Regions from separate parts of the Homo sapiens genome. Here region 2 is linked to region 1. The links are chromatin loops, found by intact Hi-C in ENCODE. Cell type or tissue: heart right ventricle. All regions are shown on one strand. Each heading gives the region's core, and the rest is flanking DNA. Links, peaks and the distances in the headings are about the cores only.

Region 1 (2,921 bases), core at 168-2,667:
AAAGGTGAAATGCAGCCTGGAGAATCCAGACTGGGAGTGCCACAGGAAGGGAGCACTATGGGTCAGCAAGGCCTGGGAGACAATGTGCTTGCCTGGAACCGGAGCTCAGCACAGGTAGATGCAGTGTATAAAGTGCGAGAGACAATCAGAGGAGGTGTGAGTTTCCCTCGGAGGATAGCAAGGAGGGGCTCTTTCAGCAGTATAAAGCAATGTATGAACTGTACAGGCAAAGAGACAAAGACAGATGGAATATACAAAAATATAACCCGTAAATAGCAACAGTGGTGGCAGGAACAACTAGAACAGTCAGCTCCATGCATTGGAAACTGAGCTTAAATAAATTCGGAAGGAATAAACTATTAGAAACATGGACTCCAGAGAAAAGATGGTGCAAAAAAACCCAAAAAACCAAAACCAAAACAAAAAAACCCCCCACAGAATAGATTATGTCTTAGCTTTATAATAGAATACTATGAAGTCATTGTAAAGAATACATAGATTTATTTGCTTTCCTATGAATGTCAGATATATACTAAGTGAAAACATTATGTCCCAGACAGTGTACTCTGATCAATTTGTGGGAAAAAACTGTATATATACATAGGTATGTGCATGAATATGTTTGTGTTTATATGCATTTATGTCTGTAATATTTTTCTATGCATATTTACATGTATGTGATATATGGCACATTTTTAGAAGTTTTTGTAAATCTTCTAGTAGTTTTAGGAAACAATTCAGAGAGGGTCAAGTTGAGATGGGGGAAAGATTAGAAGAGAATATGAAAACAGAAACTTTAACTTTATCTCCTTGTACACCGTTGGCATTTTTTTCTTTTTACACTAAGTGTATATTACTTTAGTAATGATAACAATGATGATGACGATGGCAATGGGCAACAATAAATCACAAAGCAGAACTAGTGTGTATGTGGCAACTTTGTTTCTGTTCTCATTAAAGGAAGCTAGAATAATTTAACAATTGCTTAGTGAGTGACCAGTAATTCACCTAGCTGTGTGTTACTCATTGAAATGTGCTATAGAGGGGACAAAATTAAAATCTGAGGATACTTAGGTATGCTATACCGTGTTTTCATCCCTCAGTGAATCCTTTCATGTCCAAAGTTCTGAGTGTACCCTCTCAGTCAGCACAACCAGAAATTCTTTGGCTGAGCTGACACTGGCTAACCTTGCTGCCGCGATGCACGTGTCCAGGTCGGGCCTGTTGATTCCGGCTGGGGTGTCTCTAGTCACAGAGGTTCCGGCCACACAGCTGGTGCCAGAACAAGGGTCTGGCTCTTCTGTTAATCAGCCTTACTGAAATGAGCTGCAAACACAACCGAATGCTTGAGCTGACCTATGATCCTTCTGATTCAGGAATGTCTCATTTAATGCATCAACGGGCTTGAGTCTCCCCTTCCAGTGTGGGAGAACATGAACTACTTACATATCTTCTTAGGCCGGAAGGAGGGAGGCATTTCTCAAAAGCTATTCCTGAATGTCTTCCTCTTGTGATTTTAAGGGAGGAGGAGGCTTGTGGGGGTGGGGGATGGATAACATTCTTCAGTTTCTGGCTGGGATGCCAGCCCAAAAATCTTTTATTTTTTTTTTCTGCACCATATGGATACAGGAAAAATATAAAGGATGTGTTCTTTGCCCTTGAGGAATTTATAATCTGGTTGGGGGGCAGCCAAACTGCTGCTGGGTAGCCTCAGATCGGGTGCAGCATGAGCTGGTGAGAGGCCGTGTGTGCTGTCCCAGCAGGCCCCAGCTGTTCCCTTTTCTCGGGGTCTCGGCCTGAGCTCCGCCTGGGGCTGCAGGTCAGTGGGCTGCAGGCAGGCACTGTCTCATTTCTTTTGTTTCATAGCATTGGTTTTGGCCACAGTCAGGAATTTTTCAAACTAAAAGCTTCTGGTGAACAGTCTCTGGTTCAAGTTCACAAGCCACATCATTAATCATGAATAAATGGTTGTAGAACACCCTTTCTCTTGCCAGGGAAAATACAGAGAGTTATAAACACACAAACAAATAAACACACAGCGCCCCCAACTAGAAAATTGATACCTTCTGTGGCCAGGGCATTTTCAGAATTGGAAGACTTTAGACACCACCAGGTTAAGCCCTGTCATTTCAGTTTAGGGACAGAGAAGTAAAGGCCCATGTTCCATCGATGAGAGATAATCTATTAAATAGCCCATATTTTCTGACTCCTCAACCAGTATTTTTTCCCATGGTAGAATTTGAGAATGCCTGTTAATGTGGACTGAGTTCATGTCATTCCACTGTATGTAAAATGAGAGGAGATGAATTTCTAAGTGATAGCTTCGTTTTTACTTTTTGATTAGGTGACTACCTAAAGGCAACATGAGCAGTAAGAAAATAAAAGTTTTTTTTTTTGTTTCGAGACAGAGTCTTGCTCTGTCTCCAGGCTGGACTGCAGTGGCACGATCTCCACTCCCTGCAACCTCCGCCTCCCGGGTTCAAGTGATTCCCCTGCCTCCTGAGTAGCTGGGACTATAGGTGCGCGCCACCACACCTGGCTAATTTTTTGTATTTTAGTAGAGACAGGGTTTCACCATGTTGACCAGGATGGTCTTGATCTCCTGACCTTGTGATCTGCCCGACTTGGCCTCCCGAAGTGCTGGGATTACAGGAGTGAGCCACCATGCCCAGCCAAAAAATTTTTTTTTGAGAAGGAGTCTTACTCACTGTCACCTAGGTTGAAGTGCAGTGGAGACATTTCAGCTCACTGCAACCTCCACCTCCTGGGTTCAAGCGATTCTCCTGCCTCAGCTTCCCAAGTGGCTGGGATTACAGACACGCCACCACGCCCGGCTAATTTTTGTATTAGAAAATGAAAAGTTAATTTATCTAATTGGGTTTTTGTCTCTGTCAGGTATGAGAACAGAGTAAAGATGGGCT
Region 2 (2,921 bases), core at 233-2,732, 270 kb after region 1:
GAGAGAGAGAGAGAGAATCTGTGTACCAGTGATGATTATTATAGTTCAAAATCTGACTATTTTACTAGCTGTGGGATCTTTAACAAGCTAATTGCTCTGTGCCTCAGTTTCCTTAACTGGAAAATTAAAATGATAGTACCTGCCCTATGGGGGCAGGTGTTTATCATAATTATGGTTCTAATTTTGTCTGTTGCCTAGGCTGGAGTGCAGTGGAACGATTTCGGCTCACTGCAGCCTTGACCTCCCAGGCTCCAGTGATCCTCTCACCTCAACCTCTGAAGTAGCTGGGACTACAGATGCTCACCACTACGCCTGGCTAATCTTTGCATTTTTTGTTGAGACAGGGTTTGCCATGTTGCCTGGGCTGGTCTGGAACTCCTGAGCTCAAGCAATTCACCCCAGCCTCTCAAAGTGCTGGGATTACAGGCATGCGCCACTGTGCCCAGCCCAGGCTGTTTATTATTGTTGACTCAAATGTCTTTATTTTGTTAAAGAGATACCTTAGCTGTGGGAGATAAATTAGGAACTAGGGTAAAGCTTGGGGTTTGAGGCACCTAGCAGGATCTGAGGCAGGTCTCTAGTTGACGACGGAATGTGCATGAGATACCGCTGGGAGGAGGATCATTCAGATCATTCATATCCCAAATTCAAAGATTTGGAGCTGCAGTCAGAGGCGATAGTGAAGAGTGAGCATGCATAAATACCCACTATGAATCCCGCAGAGCTGATGGTGACTCTGCTAATTATTCAGTAAGAGATTCTGAGACTCAGGAGCCTGGTGATTTTTCTAGAAAATAAAATTCAAGAGGACCAGAGTCTTTGGGTGAGGGGAGAGTGTTTCCCAATAATAAAAGCAGCAGCGAAAATAACAAATTTGATGCTTGGAAATAGGACAATTATAAATAAACCTGGTACAAGTTCTCCAAAAACAGAGATTGCCTTGTGAAAAATTCTGTCAGTTAGCAGGATGCTTAAATGACAGTATCAGGCAAGAGGAGAAGAATGTTGGCAGCGTGTGGGAGAGGTTGAAGGCCACTCCTGCCGTGCCTACGTTGGTTTCCTAATTTGGGTTGTTTCTCTCACAAGTTCCTTATTTGAAGACAGCTTGGACAGTGTTATGATTAGAAACATAATCCATTCCACATGTCCCTGGAAGCCTGAGAGGCCCAATTGCAAGGTTTTTAGGGATGAATGCCAAGGAGGCCCCCTGGAAATCTGTGACCCTGGAGCAAGTCACAGTTCATCTGGCCAGACTTGAATAGTGGCTCTTAGTGGGGGCCAGGGCAGGGTCTTGACAGACCTCCTTTACTTCTCCCCTCTGTTCTGATCTCCCTCATGACTGGGGGAGAGGGAGGAGGAGAAAGAGAGCTTGTTTGTGACCAAGGAGATGAGGCAGCAGGGAGGAGGGGCAGGTTTCTTGTGTCCTTTCTCTTTCTGCTGACTGCCCCGCTTCATCCCTGAACTTTTCAGCTGCTGTGTTATTTTTCTGCAATAGAACAACCCTAACCTCACCTCATCAGAGAGGTGTGCCGAGGAAGAGGCCCAGTCTTAAGCCGAAATTCGTCAGCTCTGCTACTTACTTGCTTAACCACTTTGAACCTGTTTTCTCAGCTGCAAAATGGGATAATTCCTTCCAGGGCCGTTGTGAGGGTTTTGAAAGGAGGTAATGTGCATTAAAAGTCTAGGACCAGGCCTGGCTTTGGAAGGTGCCCAGTGGATGGTCATCAGCATTATTCTGATTCTCGCCTGAGTAGAGGTGTGGCTCGCCCTCTCTAACTCAGTGTCTGGTGCTCCTAGGTCCTATCACAGCTCTGTAGTTATAAGTCCATCCTGAAAGTCCATCACCTGGATAGTATCTACTTACCCTTACCCCTTTTCTTTATGGCTTTAATGATACTAATGCTAAAACTTGCCTTTCCTTTAACCCTCTGGAATAGCAAGCCAAGCTGAACCTGCTCGTTTCTAACATAATTAATAGTCCGCATTTTGGTGGTAGGCCTCCGCTTAAATTATGTAGTTAAATCATACTCATACCTGATTTACACTTCTTGCTATAGCCATAGGAACAGCTTCACTTCTTTTTCTAGGAGTCAGACTGACCACTCCTGAGCCGATGAGAAACTCAAAGGTTTTTTCAGGGTTTATTACATCTGATGATTACGTATATATATATATATTCATTTTCAGATAAAACCAGATCTTGTTGAGATAGCTGTTTTCATGTTTCCCAGTTGAGCCTAAAGTCTTAATAGTTTGGGTGAATTATTTTTCATCTTCCTCTTACCCTATGCAACAATATGAAGCACTGTGAGTTTCTGTCTGATTTGAAATATGGATAAAATACCCTCTTATCAACTGCTAGTCAGAAGTGTAGCAACAAAAGAACTGGATTTAGAGTCAGAAGATCATTTGAGTCTTGGCTTCACCACTTACTAGTTCCACAATCTTAGTTGTAAATTCACCTCTCTGAGCCTCAATTTCATCTAGAAAATGGAGATAAAAATACCCTTGCCCATAGTAGTGTTGAGGATTAGAAATGGCAGCATAGAGGTGGCCATGGCAAACTGCAAAGTACATGACAATGTTCGTTTAATTTATTGTATTTATTGATTTTTCCACTGTGCAACTGAGGATTTTCAAAAGAAGGAGAAAACACAATTTTTGTCTTCAATGTGTGGCAATTTTAAAGTTAGATGCTAGGCCTTTTCTTATTTTGGCTTACCTTCTCTGCTGATAACTGTGGCTTAAAGCTTTACGCTTCTCTACTACTAATAATAGCATAGTAGTATCTGTCTCTTTTGAAAGGACAAATGAGCCAATAGCTAGAAGAACATTTTGTACTTCGGGGAGGAAATATGTCAGGGACATCTCAGGTAGCACTCTTATTGTTAGTATCATTCACCTGGATCATTTTTGTGCTG

What was found. Hi-C counts contacts between places; a loop is a spot of excess contacts. Peaks named below come from ENCODE experiments on the same cell type or tissue, not always from the same donor. Only the 100,000 strongest peaks of a DNase experiment are listed, where the experiment ranks them.
Region 2: a loop joins it to region 1, with 2.1 times the contacts of the local background. A loop is called at or near these places in 9 of 110 quality-filtered maps.

What each region holds. Positions count from the first base shown.
Region 1 is chr3:177,515,046-177,517,966 of GRCh38, forward strand. All of the region lies in intron 1 of LINC00578 (long intergenic non-protein coding RNA 578), which reads left to right. Among named protein-coding and RNA genes, the nearest start is that of LINC00578, 75 kb to the left of the region's middle. RefSeq lists an enhancer at 1,500-2,264. In heart right ventricle, for the core only: no CTCF peak of the experiment used is centred there; a DNase peak (open chromatin) is centred at 1,236; H3K27ac peaks cover 2,128 bases.
Region 2 is chr3:177,780,716-177,783,636 of GRCh38, forward strand. No RefSeq gene overlaps it. Among named protein-coding and RNA genes, the nearest start is that of LINC02015, 35 kb to the right of the region's middle. In heart right ventricle, for the core only: no CTCF peak of the experiment used is centred there; a DNase peak (open chromatin) is centred at 1,266; H3K27ac peaks cover 2,500 bases.